Linked DNA regions of Mus musculus: region 1 is linked to region 2. The links are chromatin loops, found by intact Hi-C in ENCODE. Cell type or tissue: left cerebral cortex. All regions are shown on one strand. Each heading gives the region's core, and the rest is flanking DNA. Links, peaks and the distances in the headings are about the cores only. Region 1 overlaps Tnni3k (TNNI3 interacting kinase). Region 2 overlaps Tnni3k (TNNI3 interacting kinase).

Evidence for each region. Peaks named below come from ENCODE experiments on the same cell type or tissue, not always from the same donor. Only the 100,000 strongest peaks of a DNase experiment are listed, where the experiment ranks them.
Region 1: it touches region 2 in a loop (2.3-fold over the local background); 2 of 42 quality-filtered maps call a loop at or near these places.

What each region holds. Positions count from the first base shown.
Region 1 is chr3:154,916,730-154,925,332 of GRCm38, reverse strand. The region is part of intron 17 of Tnni3k (TNNI3 interacting kinase); the gene reads left to right. Among named protein-coding and RNA genes, the nearest start is that of Tnni3k, 130 kb to the left of the region's middle. In left cerebral cortex, for the core only: no CTCF peak of the experiment used is centred there; a DNase peak (open chromatin) is centred at 4,899.
Region 2 is chr3:154,829,803-154,838,405 of GRCm38, reverse strand. It overlaps Tnni3k (TNNI3 interacting kinase), which reads left to right. Exons shown (of 25, transcript NM_177066.5): 22 at 4,701-4,760. It also overlaps the pseudogene Gm18589. Among named protein-coding and RNA genes, the nearest start is that of Gm20389, 120 kb to the right of the region's middle. In left cerebral cortex, for the core only: no CTCF peak of the experiment used is centred there; DNase peaks (open chromatin) are centred at 2,658 and 3,806; H3K27ac peaks cover 780 bases.

The DNA of each region.
Region 1 (8,603 bases), core at 419-8,418, 87 kb before region 2:
GCCTAGATCCCACCCTAGGTCATGTGTTCCTGACTTATTCTCGTTCACCCCGGTGCCTCCTCCAGGCACGCCTCCCACAGGCTACCCATCTCTCATGCAGATGTTGATTTCGGGTTAACATCCCTCAGTCAGCTAAAATCACTCTGAGCTCCAGTGCTTACCCTACTGGACAAGACGCTCTCTATCAGGGTAGGTACTGGACAGTGTCCCTATTGGACAAGACGCTCTCTATCAGGGTAGGTACTGGACAGTGTCCCTATTGGACAAGACGCTCTCTATCAGGGTAGGTACTGTGAAAGTTGTACGATTTTATTCCCAGTGCCTTAGTAAACATTCATTTAATATTTATCAAGTTCAGGAAGAAATTAATTATAAAAAACCCAAAGGCTATAAGAATAATATCCATTTCAGTGCTGCTCATATCCAATCTAGTTAAATATTCCTAATTTTGAGGGGGTCTTCTAAACAGAAAATGGCTGAAAGGCTTATAGGGATATTAACAAAATTACTAAGACAATAAAGTTTGTGACATGCTAAGTGTGTTATCCAGGTAGTATAGGCATGCACTCCAAAACATTGTATAAATTGATATTTCATCCCATTTAACTAGAACAACCATGACTGTATGCAACAGTTTATCTCTCCACATGGATCTTACTTTGGAGAATTCAGAGCAGGAATGAGAATGTAATTCTTGCTCAATATAAATGTGGTATTTCATGATTTGAAAGTTGCTTAGTTAGTTAGTTAGTTAGTTAGTTAGTTAGTTAGTTTCTGAATTACTATTTCTATTGCATAAATCACTAGTCTGAGTATTTTTGTGTTAAGGATAATTATATGCCTATTAGTCGCTAGCTATCTTTCCTCAAAATGAAATAAGGTTGCATAAGGGAAGCAGGTAAAAGTGAAAAGCAAAATACTAATTAGTTCCAGTGATCTGATTTCTAATTTCCTCAGGCAAAAAGTTAGTCAGACAAACTTATTGTGTAGTATGGACATTGCTCAAGGCTGTCTGTTAATTCATAAGCCAAAACAAGGCCCTGAAACCCTAGCGATTTTCAGTCAATGCTGACCGTGTAGACTTGAGCCAGCACTAGCTTTTTCTAAGTCAATTGATTTTTCTTCTCATAGGCAACATATTTATTCCCTAACCTGAAGCATTTCCATGCCTGACTGGAATATTTTTGCATGCAATTAATGTTTTCATTTGACTTTCAATGAGGTCTCAAAACAGTTTGGCTTGTCACAGTCAAATTATTTAAATATTCCTGTGAAAAGAGTGTGGGAACCCAAATCAGATTCGTGGAACCTGCAGAAACAGTGGCAGGGCTCCGTGCACTTGTTATGTTCTTATGTCTAAATTCATCATTTCAGAATGTTTTTATGGTGATGCTCGATTTCCTAAGCAAAATGAATTATTGAATGTCTTTAATGGAAATTTAAAAAAAATTTTTTACTGACTCAGGAGTGACTCTCCAAGAAGCATTTTTGTTTCTTTATAAAATATGCCTGTTGTTTCAACAGCACAAGTATATGACACCTTCTGCTCACAGGAAAAATGTTCATTTCTCAGTCATTCTTTACTCTTCCTAATTGAGCAGAATTATCTAAATTATAGACATAAGTATGGCCACAATTCTCTGACTAAATTCCACTTCAGACATATGAAACAAATTACCTAGAATAGGACACATAGGGCATACATACATAGAAATATGCATACAGATGTATATATACACATGCATACACTCATACACACACATATATGTATACATACATGTGCATATGTTTGCTACAGTCTTTTAGAATAAACCCTAGACACGTGCTAGCAAGAGCTCAGGCACTGTGCTGAGCACACAGCCCTAGACACATGCTAGCAAAAGCTCAGGCACTGTGCTGAGCACACAGCTTCAATTGAGATTGAGAGGCTGCAGATTAGCCTATAATGGACAAGGTGAATGGTTTGCCGGGCTCGAAGGCTGAGAACTGAATGCGTTGCAAGGGGGTCAAGGAATCTTTCTGGGTTTGAAATGGTGCTATCTGTCTTGAGACTAGAATTCTAATGTTTTCACAAGATTGCATATCTGCTTAAATTCATCAAATAGCCTTTAAATAGATGGAATCCCCCTCCCACTTCTAAAATGAGTAAAAGATAAATTGTCGAATGCAGGTATAGAATCAAGAAGAGCAAACTCTCTTAAGCAAGATACACAAAGTTGCAGGACTTGGAACTATCCCCATCAAGAACAAAAAATATTTTACCTTCACATTATGTTAAAAAGGAGGAAGAGTCATTGTTATTAAGAGACAGTCTTATTATGGATGTCAAAATAAATTCCAGCTAAAGAAAAATAAACATAGCTGATTGGAGGAACAAAGTTTTCTTCAAAAGCTATCCCTGAATCCACACCCAGCACACACTGAGGTCAAGGTAGTTGTCTAACGATGATAATGTTTGATGTCAAGACTGTGAACAGAACCCGGAATGAAGAGCATGCAATTCCATGAAAAATGCATTTGCCCTCTGTCTATTCTCACAGTCTCTGATATGATATGTTGATAGTGCCAGCTTCTGATGATTATCCCATATATACATTGACCAGCAAAATGCATAGTGTCTGTGCCACAACAAAGACTGATGGAAAAACATGTCATCTCATAACTCTTACTAATTAATAAATATAAGATTTAAGAAGAAGATGATGTGTCCAAAGAGGATTCCATTCATTAAGTATGTGATGTTCAGTGTGCTGCCCTAAATGGCTAAAATGATTTATTTTGTTACACTGGTGAGAGAAGATATCTGCAAATTCTAATAAAAACTGATACAACAAATCATTTATAATCTAGACTATCAAAGTGAGGACCAGTAGACAATATAACTCAGGTTGGTGCAAGAAACACCTTAGAAAGTGAAAAGTTGTCCATCAAATAATCTCTGTGGAGAATACATCCATGTCCACCCTGGTCTAAGGGCTGTTAAACCCAAAATAGGGAAGTTTACTGGGACAATTCAAAATTAGTTCACAAAAGAAAATTAGCTACAAAATAAACACAATGAGGGCTAAGGAGATGCTTGCTCAATGGGTAAAGTGTTTGCCCTAAATGCCTGAGGATCTGAGTTCAATTCCCAGGTCCCATGTGAAAAAGATGAGTATGGATAAACACACTTGTAGTCCCATGGTTGGAAAGACAGAACAGTACATCCATGAGGCTCTCTGGTAATCCAGGCTGGCCAATTTGGTGAGTTCAAAGTTCAGTGATCTCTCACAAAACAACATTGGCATAGCTCCTGAGAAACTCAGGATTGTGGAGCAACATGTTTGTTTGTTCTGTAATTTGTCAGAATATACCATGTGCCAGCGCCTCTGTTGCCACTGCAGACACTCAGGATGCAAAACAGGTTTTGTCTCTATGGGGGATACAGTCTTTGAAGGCTGATAATTTTAACAAAGAACATGCTGAAGCATTGTGGCAATAGATTAACATGGGCAAATATGGAGTCTCTGGTACCATTCCATGAGGGACAGGAGCCAAGACTGGCCTGAGATGCTGCCAGTGGGAGTGTTTTCCAGGTAGAGTCCATCAGGATGCTGAAGATAGAGCTCAGCCCCATCAGAGAAGACCAAGAAGACCTGGGGAAGTGTGCAGAGAAGAGCTTGGGGAAACAGTGCCTAGAGAATTGAGAAGTAAGAGGAGATGCTTACTATGCTAATAACAAGGGGGGACTTGCCTAGAATGAAGACCAAAACAGTATTCTCTGTACCCTGTGAGGACAAGAAAACACCCACACAACTCAACTAGAGGTTCCTAATGAATGTTTAAAACCTCGTAGTCAAAGCTTGCCCTTAGAAAGTGCCCATTAAACTCCATCTTAGAGCCTTAAATGCTTTATGCTGCAATTACAACTCATGCAGTACAGTTAGCCCATTTGCTTGCTTCTGAAGAAATAGCAATTGACACATCCATGTGCTTTACAGTTGCTAGGTGACAGTGCTGGTTTGGAACATAGGCAAACCAACTGCAGCTTTGGGGTCCTCGAGGGTGTTGGTAAGAAGAACAGCAGACCCAGCCAGTAGAATGTTTACAGGAAGTCTCAAAGTCCTAGGCAACCACTAGAGGAGGTTGCAACTGAATTGCTGCATATTGAACTGAATATGCAAGACAGGGGGTGCTGGATCCCATGTGGCTGGTGGACTGCTCTAGTAGAGAAGAAATTGATTCTATAGGATAGAACTCGACCATGCATGCAATGTCCTTTCAGTTAATTTGGGAACTGGCTGCAGAAACGTGCAGAATGAGAGTGGATTGCTTGCACCCAGGACCTGACGGTACACTGTCATCTCTGATTCCGAGTTGTCTTAGGTCAGCAGAATGTGTCCATTCTCCACCTACCAGAGGTGTTTTGGAGCAACCATCTACCTGTGGAGCTTTAGATGCCTCAGTACCTGTCAATCTTTTGCTGGAATGGACTCCTTACAAATAAGGACAATCCTCTCTTTCAGGATAACTCACTTGACTGACTTCCTGCTTTCCATACCTTCCTACATCAGATCTCTTAGTTTCTATTTTCTGAGACTTTCAAATAAATGTGAGTTGACTTCTTGGCCTAGTACCACATGAAGTGCCTGCTTTTCCCATTTTATCATTTTGGAAACAAATGTCTGGCTTTCAGAGGAGCTTCGTCAGTAAAATGTTTAATTTGAAGCTTTAATTTTGCAAAGCTTGGGAGCATAATTAAGGATTAGATAATACACACTGTCTTCTGGAACTAAATAAACTGGTTACAGCTAGAGTTCTGGGAGTATTCTGTGCTTAGACACAGGCCTTCTGTGGCTATTTCCCTGTGTTCCATGGGGGCACTGTGAAGACACGGAACGAATAGTCCTTACAGAGACAGTAAATAAATAGTAGGCACAGCTCTCATCACACCGATTATCTGCAAACAATGAGCAATGTGGAACACAGACACAGGTGAAAGGGAGTGGGCACCGGCTTGATATTTCCTTTATTCTCATAATTGCAAGACAATTTTCTTCAATTACATTGGAGATGATATCAGGGATAATTAAAACTGTGGGGAGAGAAAGGAATAATGGGTTAGATGGGCACAGAGAGGGACAAAGGCTTAAAAGAAAAACCAAATTATTTACAAGCATCGTCTCTGAATCAAGATAATAGAACATTTTAGTGAAAATAAAAGCCAGCCTTTACACAGACCTGCTGCGTCCATCAAGAAAGTAGCTTTGCATGAGATGGGACTCACAGAGAATGGCCGCTGCACAGGTGGCTAATAGGTAACATGGAAATGGGAGGTTTTGTCTCTTAGATCATGTCTAAGAAGACTGGCTAAAACAAGTCAACTAGGACATTTTTACAAAACCTCCATCTCTATGCCTTTTAAAATAACGGATAAGATAAATAATAACAAAGTTGTTTTATTCAGTATTTGTATTACGTTTCTGTCATGGGGATGAAACGCCATAGCCAAGCGACTTATAAAAGGAAGATTTTACCTCAGCTAGAGTCAGAACATCATGGTAAGGAATCAGGGCAGCCAGCATCAAGCGTGACAAGCACAAAGCTGGGAGCCAATATCTTCAAACACAACCAGAAAGCAAAGAGAACGAGCTGGAAGTGGTTATGAGACTGTAAGCAGAAAATAGTCACCTCTACTGACATATATGAGCCTCCCCAAATATCACCACCAGTGAGGCACCAAATGTTCAAATCTCTGAGCATTCTTTTTTTTTTTTAAATTAGGTAATTTCCTCATTTACATTTTCAATGCTATCCCAAAGGTCCCCCATACCTACCCCCCAATCCCCTACCCACCCACTCCCCCTTTTTGGCCCTGGCGTTCCCCTGTACTGGGGCATATAAAGTTTGCAAGTCCAATGGGCCTCTCTTTGCAGTGATGGCTGACTAGGCCATCTTTTTATACATATGCAGCTAAAGACAAGAGCTCCCGGGTACTGGTTAGTTCATATTGTTGTTCCACCTATAGGGTTGCAGTTCCCTATAGCTCCTTGGGTAATTTCTCTAGCTCCTCCATTAGGGGGCCCTGTGACCCATCCATTAGCTGACTGTGATCATCCACTTCTGTGTTTGCTAGGCCCTGGCATAGTCTCACAAGAGACAGCTATATCTGGGTCCTTTCAGCAAAATCTTGCTAGTGTATGCAATGGTGTCAGCATTTCTTATTCAAACCATCAAAGTGTTGTCTTATCAGACTGAGCAGTAAGAAGGAAGCAGGCAGAGTTAAATGTGGCCTTTAGTCAAAGGTTGGTCAGTCTTTGTAAATCAATAGTATCATATAACTTGAAATAATGATTTCAAGCTAATGTAAAAACTTCCTGGAAATCTGATGACATGATGAGCTGCTTCCTCTCTGTGTTCCATAACAGCTTCGAAGTCCAAATTCTATGCAGAGGGTTGAGGTGGCAGTTCTCCTGTGTATGCATCTCCCGTTTTCCAAGTGTGGTGTAGTCTTGGGTGGAAGTCAGTTGGCTGTAGTAACATTAGCTTATTTCTGTGGCCTTTGTTCTATGCTATTGGTCTCCATGTCTGTTTATATGCCAATCCCATGCCTTTTCAGCTATGATGACTCTGTAATAGTTCTTGAAATTAAGTGTTGTAATGCCTCTAGTTTTATTCTTTTGACTCAAGACTTCTTTGGCTATTTTGATGTTTTTATAGCTCTGTATGGATTTTAGATTATTTTTACAGTTCACTTGAGAACATTGATGGTATTTTGGTGGGTATGGCAATGAGTCTTTAAATTGATTTGGGTACTTTAGTACTAATTTTTCCAACCCAAGCTACATTGGTGTCCTTCTCAATGTGTCTCACAAGTTTACAGAAGCCTCTTATTTCCATGGTCAGGTTCATTCTTTGGTATTCACCTTTTTAGCTCTGATTTTTTTTCTTTGACAGGTTTACTGATGAAGTCCAGAAATGCTACTAATGTTCCATGTGTTGAATTGTATGCTGCCAGTTTACTGAATTCATCAGATATAGTTATCTTTCCTTGGGGATCTTTAAGTTTCCTTGTTCGTAGAGTTATTTCACTTGCAAACAGGGATAATTTGAGTCCTTGCTTGCTATTTATAATTCTTTTATTTGTTTTTCCATTCTTAACTCTGCTGGCTAAAGTTTTCTGTACAGAACTGAATAGCAGAAGTGGTGGGGAGCATTGTTGTTTCACTCCTGGCCTTACAAGAAATACCCATAGGCCTTCACCATCTCATATAAAGTTGATTGTGGGTTTCTCATAAATGGACCTTGTTTGGATAGCCATTATAGATAACAGTACAGTGGGGCTTCAGAAAACTAAAAATAGATCTACCACATGATTTAGATTCCCTAGTTCTAGATAGATAGGCAGTAGATATTAATACTATTATTAATTAATAATTGTGAGATACTTAAGATATATCAGTATCCATATGTCCATTGCATAATTATTTAAAAGAGCTGAGCTATGAAATCAGTCTAGCTACCTATCAACAAATGAATAAAGAAAGAATCCTATGCATACAACATAGCATTGTTCTTTTATAAAGAAAGATGGACCTGGAAGTCATCATCTGAGGGAAATAAGTGAAAAGACAGAAAGAAAACTCTGTCTTTGCTCTGTGTCTCAACACATAGAAGCTAAAACTAACAACCAGAAAGGGAAAGTGAGGTTTCTAGAGAGGGAGCATGGAAATGGTGGTCAGATTTAATTGATGTATGCCATGCTCATGTATGGAAATGTCACACTTAACGTCATTAATTTCTACATTAATCTATGGTGATAAAGCGTTTACAACTCAGGTCAATAGGCAGACTCAGTAGGACCCCTTTCAGTATACTGCAGTCCATGCGTGATTCTCCAGGGTAGCTAGCCTACCATGACAGTGTTTTCACTGGCTGGAATCACCCTTTAGATACCTGTTGCCCATTTCGATCATCATTGTCTAGCAGTGGTCCACCCCCATCAGGGTCTTAGCAATTATACTCTGAACAAAAATAAAGGCAAAAGAGGCTTTCAAAGGCAGCACAATCAATACATGCTTATTGGAAACAAATGATGCATGTGCCTTTACGATTGATGTCCTCAGGAAAACTGTTGGAATCTGAGGGTCCATCCAGTCAGAGGATGTATAGTTCCAAACAGATCAAAATTCAATCAATAATTTAATGTATGTTCTTATTATAGTAACGTTACATACGTTTGAGAAAAGAAGAATGTAAATATATATAAAACTCATATATATTTAATCTGCAATCTGTGAAGAGCTGAATGTGTCAAGATGTTGTAATTAGATGCACTTTTCAAGCTGTAACTGGCAGAAATGCACTCACCATGGTTGAAGCAAAACAAGAAATTGTTTCCATTTACCACGACTCAGAAATTTAAAGTAAATGCCATGGAAGTTCAGCAAGACCTGGAATTGCATATCACTGCGTGGAGCTTGCTGTCAGCTCTCAGCTTTCTTACCTCATCTCTTTGCTGCCATTGGCTGCACTCCCAAGTTCCACCATGCAGCTGCTTTTAAAATAGAACCAGGTCTTCAGTTTACACACAAACAGCCCATGCCCTGCAAATATCTGTAACT
Region 2 (8,603 bases), core at 334-8,333:
ATGAAAGACACGAATACAGGACGTCCTGCTGGGAAGAAAAACAAGTGCAAACTCCCCAACGGTGGGGTGGACTTCACACTATGGGTGGAGTGAGCATTATGAATTCAGTTAGTGGTTTAATAAGAGTTTTTTTTAGTGACATTTTCCAATTCAAGGCCCTGATCATGGCCCTTACACGTCGGGGATGGAGATGTATGTGGAGCCCTGCCTCTTCAGGTGTGCGGGCTGTGCACTGGCACAAGCAATGAACAACTGAGTGTGAAGATCTATGATTCATGTGGATGAGAGGCATGGCGGGTCACACGCGAGGGGTGTGTTGGGCTGCACAGGTTGAATGCACCAGATGGATGAGGTAAGCCGGACACAGGTTGGGTGTGGCCGGATGGGAATCTGCAGGAGGAAGAGTAGGTCAGGGATCACCCGACAGGTTGCTTGGGGAAGAATGCTGAGGACATGGCTTTTCACTTATGCCAATGAGATGGGCTGTGATTACAGGCTTTCACGAGAAGCGCTGCTTCATCTGAGGTGCATGCTCACATGATTACCTTGTCTGCTGCTGTCTCGGTCATGCTTTTAGAAAGCTGCACTAAGAGAAGAACATTTGAGTAAAGTCAGCAGGACAAGATGTGGCTCTGACAGCAGAGAGATAGGTTGAGGATGAAATTTTTATTTTAATGATATAATTCGACTTGACAAAAGTGAACTCAAACCTATCCAGGAGACAATGATCAATCTACAAGAACAAATAAAACACTGCTCACCTTCAAAATACCTTGTAGCTAGAGGTATTCATATAGATTCACCCAGTTCTGAGAGAGACTAAAATGAATCTAGCAAAAGATGGAGAGCTATTTTATGGAATCACTTACATACCAAAAGGATGTGTTTTATTAGTTGGATCTGCAGAGTGTGAAGGTTTTCTCTTAGGCAGAGCATACGTGTCAGACAATTCTACTGTGAGAGAATATTCAGAACAAGGCCTTATGATCCATAAATGTGACCTCACTAGGCAACAGAGAGTATAGCCTGTGTGTATGTGGTTCAGGGCTTAGGTAGTTCACACAGGATCCTGGAGTCACCTCCCCTAGCATCCCTTTGATTTTGACTGCCTGCTTGTGACAGGCAGGGTTCCAGAATGACCCATGAGATCCTTGCCCATTATACATGTATGCATCACCCCTCTGCAGGGGGAATGCACAGAACATGTAGAGACAAGGAGCTGTTCTATCTCTGGTTTTCTTCTGTCTTATCCTAGAGGAAGGTTGTCCTGTGGGGACTATCCTCTCAGGAACAGCACAGAGGAATCAGTCAGAGACATGAGCCCATGCTGGCCAGGAGAAAACCGCACATCCAGTTTGTGAGCTGTCTACATTGGGCACCTTGATTTCAGTGTGATGAGACTCAGAAAAGAACCAATTAATCTGTGCTGGGCTCCTGGCCCATAGAAACAACAAGGTAAAACAGCGACTAAAACATACAGTTTGCTGGAGACTCCTAAATCTGGACTCATTTCTTATACAGTAATGGGCCTTTTATTGCAATGGTTCTGAATTCTGACCTCTTAATTCTGATTACTCAAACTATAGGAATTTGAATTCCTCTGGTGCATTTGGGATATCTAGCCTCAAAATAAATGTTATTACTAAAAAGAGAACAAGGGTTAAGACTTCCTTTGTGTCCTTGCCTTGTGGTTCTACATGGTTGGCTCCAGGATCTTTTTTAAAATTTCCCAGTGCTTGCAATGATTATCAGTGGGCAGGTTGATCATGGAGGCTGTAGATTAACTTTGAAGGAGAGTCTTTATAACTTCACAGTACACTAGACGCAAACACAGGAAAGGAAGAAGTCACGGGTGGTCTGTGGCTTAGGATCTTAGCAAGTAAACACTGTTGTTATTAACTGAACCGGAAAGGTTAGAGTTCATGTTGTGCTCCATTTTGGCCCTGGTTTGGGCCTTGAGGACAAATCCGAGCCTGGCTTGAGTTTTGAGACCTTTCTCAGTCACTTCCTTATCAGGGTGACTCAGCAAGACCTGTTTGGCCCTGCCTCTGCCCTGCCATTGCTGACATAGAGCTTTGCCATTGGCCCTGTCAGTCACCCCATATTCTCTGTCACCCTTCCCCAGCTCCTACATCATCTTACCCCACCAAAAATCTCCCTCCCTATGTTCCAAACATAGAGGCTGATGCCATAAAGTTGAGTTCCTGCTTTGACAAGACTCCTGGCTCGATGTGTTTCTTTTGAGCTGTGGACACTTGCCATCCTGCTCAGCCCCAGAGTGACCTGGGAGGGACATGGACCTCTCTCTTCTCTCCTGGTCCTATGGGCAAGGAGCTGGCAAGTTCACAGCTGGAGAGAAGTGAACCAGAGGTAGAGAGCTGGCACCTGTTTATAGACAAGAGGCTGAGAGGCTGAGTTTATAAACAAACTGACTCAAAATGAAATCATTCTGGGACAACTGAAAATGTAGAGGGAAGGAGGAAAACCAAAGAGTCAATGGCAGAGACAGGGAAAGGTTCAGAGTCAACCAAGAAGACATCTTAGGGACAAAGGAGTGTGCTTAATGCCATGAAAAGTAAGAGGAACACTGAAATATAACATTGAGGAGGTATTTGTTCTCCTCACAAGGAAGATGTTGGCAGAGAAAGTATGATTGGTGTGAAGGTGTGGGGGTGTTCAAAGACAGGATTAGACAACTTTTAGGGCATCTTGTGGGTAAAAGTGAGCAAGCCGATGATGAGCAGGGTAGATCCTTGAGCGTCCACATACTAGTTTTATTTTGTTGCTGATTTTTAAATGGGGAAAAACATTGTGCATCTGTAGACCCGTGGGATAAACACTGTCAGGTAAAGCACGAAGTGGGGAGAATTGCTGGCAGAAAACACACACACACACACACACACACACACGACAGAGCATACACGTGACAGCTAGCTGCAGGTAAAGGTAGGCAAGTCCATCTATCCTTGGGAACAAAAGGGATGAAGGCTATGTGTGGGGAGGAACAGGTGAGTAGAGCGATGTCATCCTGGGAACTGGAGAGCTAGAAGAGTTTGCAAGATGTGACAGAGCGTAGGCCAGACATAAGTAAGAGGCTTGCTCGGCAGTGCAAGAGGCCAGCTGCGCTGAATGTGATCTTAAGATGAGGCTGGCATCATTTTTGAGGAGAATTCAAAGACAAGAAAGAATAAGGAAATTGGGCTTTGTGGGTGAGAATGGTAACAGGAGTGACCAACTGTGGTGAAATATAAGACAAAGAAAGGGATGGGTAAAGCTGGTAAGATACAGGAAATGGAGAGTTAGATGATGCTGTGGTGCCTGAGGTCCTATGGAAAGTGTCTCAATGAGAAGGCTTTGTTTTTCCTGGTAAGACGACTTGGGAGAACCAGGAATTCAGGGTGTTAGAGCTAAAATTCTACAAGTGAGGCACACGAAGGAAGAGACTTCGCATAGACTGAGTAATGTCAGAGTAGGATGGGGAACACGGAAGAACCTCATAGACCTGTTTATGAGACTCGGATAGGACCCAAGAGAGAGCGCCCATGTCAATGGAGAGGGAAAACTCACTAGGGAGAAGGAGACAAGGGGCCTGTAGGCCAGGGTGCTAAGACTTTCAATATGTACAGTAAAGGAACTGAGCATGCAGAGCTTGACTGTAAACCAGTCGTTAAGACACCAAAGAACAGACTGTGTGGAAGAGGTGATGACATGGTGCTCTAAAGGGAGAAACCCTTATAGGCAGCAGCAAGGAAGACACAGCTGCTCACCCACCAACTCAGAGGAGCAGGACTGAGCTCTCCAGCAACGACGCTCCCATTTGTGCAGGCTCCGGAGCCAGCAGTGTCCTCGGGGGAGGAATAGATAGAGAGGGAGAAATTGTTCTGCTACGGTTCTAAATTAGCTGGCTGCTGAGCCCGCACGTTCAATGGGCCTCTCCCCCTCCTGGCAGTGAAACTTTCATAAAAGGAGACGTGGCAGGGTGCACAGTCCTTAGTATCTGACACAGGGAAACATATTATTTCTTTAAAAGAGACCAACGTTTTCTAAGATCTCAAGAATTTTTCCTGTATTTCCTCATTTATTTTTATATCCCCTGTGACTTGAACAAGGCTTGAAATATACAACGGACACAATAACCACTTAACCAAACTTATATGGCATTGCAGTTTGTAATAACCAATATCTTCGATGGCAAGTTTTGAAGCTAAAACTCTAAGTCTGAAAGTAGGGCAGAGTTGTGAGGTCCTTAGTCTGGCCTTGGCTGTCAATAAGAGATGTCATTCCAGAAATGAAGCTGATTACAAAGTGAGGGCCAGGGGTTCTTTCTGGGATGCGCACACCACACTGTGAGGCATCGAGTTGGTTAACAGTTCTCAGCATTCGCTTTTATTCTTCCGTTTTGAAGAAGAAACCCTGCCATTTAAAAACATGCAAAGCTAATTAAAGACTTTCCACTATTTCATTATCTGAATGTAGTTCCAAATTCTGAGTTAAAACTCTTATCACAGAAAGACTCAACATCCCTCCATGAACAGTAAATGAACATTCAATTAGCTCTTCAATACAAGTGCATTTTAAATAAAAATATACTTTATTGCTAATCTCATTCTTTACAAATGCAAATACTCAATTTTTCAAACCCAAAGCGTTTCCTTTCTTTTATTCTTAAGGGAGAAAAATAGTCCTTTCTTGTTTTACAGGGAAGACCCGAGTTCTCTGAAGTCGTTAGGAAGCTGGAGGAGTGCCTGTGTAACGTGGAGGTAAGAATCTCACCTTCTGAAGCATCTATGTAGAAGCTCACAACTGCCAAGACATCACAGGTACATGAGGGTCAGAAGCTTGGTCTTAGAAGCTCTGACAAGCCAATTACATATACAAGTGAAATGAAACAATTCAAGCTGGGTCAATGGGAAGAAGGGTCCCCAATACCTGCACACAGGTTGCTCTTCTGCCCTCTGACACGAAGAAGTTCAGGTTTAACCACAAGTCAAGAAGTATCCACAACTAATCAGTCCCGGGCATGATAAGGTCCTGGCCATCATCCCTGTCTAAGGTCCAGTCTCCTACAGGGCATTCTTACAAATTGTCAGAATTGTCTTGAAATTGCTTTCTTCTTTTTGGGGTCCAAGATCCCCCTTGGCTGATCCCAGGCTTCAGCACTTTCCCTCTCCTGGTGTGAGGCTCCTGGGTAATGTCTTACAGTACATTTCCTCAAGGGTTTGGTAGACAAAGGAAATCGTATGAGAGTCTCTACAATATACCTGCTAGGGAGGTTACAAAGGCAGTCAGGGAACATAAGCGACAGGGCGCTTGAAGACAAGGACTGACTGTGTACTGCATTGCTACATAGCTGACCAATGATGCCCCTAGGAAGAGCAGACTGCTGCTTCTCTAGGGGCAGAAGCAAATTCGTATCAAATTTTGGTGGTTACAAAAATAATCAGGCCAGAGGATGTTTGCAGTCATGCTAAGCTTAAAAATAGGTAAGTTTAAAAAAAATGAAAAGATTAAAAGAATGGGGGCTGGAGAAGAGTATCTAAAAGTGTCTATGACTCTGTCAGAGACCTCGAATCTAGATCCCAACACCTGTGTCTGGCAGTTCACAATTTTCCATAACTCTTGGCCTCTATGGGCACACGCACACACACACACACACACACACACACACACACACACACCACACCGTGTGTACATGGGAGTGTGTATTTATTTATTTATTTATTTATTTATTTATTTATTACAAATAAGTAAATAAAGCAAATATTTAAGATTTGTAAATATAAAAAACATATTGGAAGGTAAATATTTAATCTTTTTTTTCTACAAATTTGTACAGAAGCAGTGAGCCTGCTAGAAAGCTATTGTCCATTTGTGTTCAATACAGAAGAAAGACACTATCTGAAAAAATGCACAAATCCACTGGAAGGCAGAGCCTTTACAGGACACCAAGTGATTGATGCTGAAAATCAGGCTAATGAGAAAAATTACCTTAACATCAAGGAGATGTTTGCTTTAATTTTCTCAATAATTGCCTTAATTTGCTATATGCCTGATCATGAAATACCATTTAAAAATAGGCAAAGGAGCTAAAACAGGAGCACCCATCCAGAAATAATATCTTTCAAACGCACGGGAAAATATAGGGACCACACACAAGCCTGTGGTCCATGCGCATGCAGAGGGAAGGGGCAGAGGCCATGAGCCTGCACAACAAATCAGAAAGAGAATCCTTCAAGAAACATTTCCTTCCTACAACAAATCCCATCTCAGCATTCCTGGAACCCACTCTATTGGGAAATACTTCCAGGCTTGCAGGCCCCAGTCATTCTGTCTCCTTCTTCACAGAAACTTCTGGAGAGGAAGCCTTTCACTAAAAGGGGGCATTCTTCTGACTTAAAGCCTCCCTTCCCTTCCTTTTGGTATGGAAAGTTATGGATATGGGGAGATTAGCTGCTCCTTGGTGTGAGACTTGAGGGCTAACTCCTGATAAGGGCATCTTCTGGAGGACTTGGCTGTTACAAGATACCTTCAGGTCTGAGCTCCAAGAATCCTCTCATGTCACTCACAGACTTTAACCAGACAAGGCTGTTCCTATCCTGGGACAGGATTAGATGGGGATAGGAAGTACCTCATGTGCTGGCGAGTCTTATGTCAATTGGATACACAAACTAGAGCCACTGAAAGAAAGAAACCTAAATTGAGAACATTCCTCCAGAAGATCTAGCTGTAAGTCATTTTCCTAATTAGTGATTGATGGGAGGGAGGGGTCAAGCCCATTTTGGGTGGTGCCATCCCTGGGCTGCTTGTCCTACCATCTACATAAAGCAGGCAGGGTGAGCAAGGCAGGAGCAGCTAGCCAGTAAGCCAGTAAGCAGCACCAGGGATGTTTATATACTGGTGGGGTTTGATTTTGCTTTAATTATATTGTGCCTGTGCCCTGGTTCTTCCTTCTTGAAGAATGTACTTAGTTTAATTTCAATTTTTAAAGGAACCCAATATTGAAAGACTTTGAACTTTTAAAAGGGATTTTTGGATTTTTAGAGAGATTGGATTTTGTTTATTTGTTTGTTTTTTGTTTTTTGTTTCTCAGCCATTTGTATTTCCTGTCTTTGAGAACTTTAGTTCCATGCCCAATCTTATTTTTATTTTTTGGTTTTTTTTTTAATTAGGTAATTATTTCATTTATATTTCCAATGCTATCCCAAAAGTCCCCCATCTGCTCCCCCACCCACTCCCACTTCTTGGCCCTGGCGTTCCCCTGTACTGAAGCAGATAAAGTTTGCACAACCAATGGGCCTCTCTTTCCACTGATGGCCGACTAGAGACATGAGGTGATACATATGCAACTAGAGACACGAGCTTTGGGGAGTACTGGGTAGTTCATATTGTTGTTCCACCTATAGAGTTCAGATCCCTTTAGCTCCTTGGCTACTTTCTCTAGCTCCTCCATTGGGGGCCCTGTGATCCATCCAATAGCTGACTGTGAGCATCCACTTCTGTGTTTGCTAGGCCCCGGCATAGTCTCACAAGAGACAGCTACATCTGGGTCCTTTCAGCAAAATCTTGCTAGTGTATGCAATGGTGTCAGCATTTGGAGGCTGATTATGGGATGGACCCCCAGATATGGCAGTCTCTAGATAGTCCATCCTTTTGTCTCAGCCCCAAAATTTGTCTCTGTAACTCCTTCCGTGAGTGTTTTGTTCCCAATTCTAAGAAGGGGCAAAGTGTCCACACTTTGGTCTTCGTTCTTCTTGAGTTTCATGTGTTTAGCAAATTGTATCTTATATCTTGGGTATTCTAAGTTTCTGGGCTAATATCCACTTATCAGTGAGTACATATTGTGTGAGTTCTTTTGTGATTGGGTTACCTCACTCAGGATGATGCTCTCCAGGTCCATCCATTTGCCTAGGAATTTCATAAATTCATTCTTTTTAATAGCTGAGTAGTACTTTATTGTGTAAATGTACCATATTTTCTGTATCCATTCCTCTGTTGAGGGGCATCTGGGTTCTTTCCAGCTTCTGGCTATTTTAAATAAGGCTGCTATGAACATAGTGGAGCATGTGTCCTTCTTACCGGTTAGGACATCTTCTGGATATATGCCCAGGAGAGGTATTGCGGGATCCTCCAGGAGTACTATGTCCAATTTTCTGAGGATCTGCCAGACTGATTTCCAGAGTGGCTGTACATGCTTGCAATCCCACCAACAATGGAGGAGTGTTCCTCTTTCTCCACATCCTCGCCAGCATCTGCTGTCACCTGAACTTTTGATCTTAGCCATTCTGACTGGTGTGAGGTGGAATCCCAGGGTTGTTTTGATTTGCATTTCCCTGATGATTAAGGATGTTGAACATTTTTTCAGGTGCTTCTCAGCCATTCGGTATTCCTCAGGTGAGAATTCTTTGTTTAGCTCTGAGCCCCATTTTTAATGGGGTTATTTGATTTTCTGGAGTCCACCTTCTTGAGTTCTTTATGTATATTGGATATTAGTCCCCTATCTGATTTAGGATAGGTAAAGATCCTTTCCCAATCTGTTGGTGGCCTTTTTGTCTTATTGACGGTATCTTTTGCTTTGCAGAAGCTGATTTTTTTAAGTGACTAAA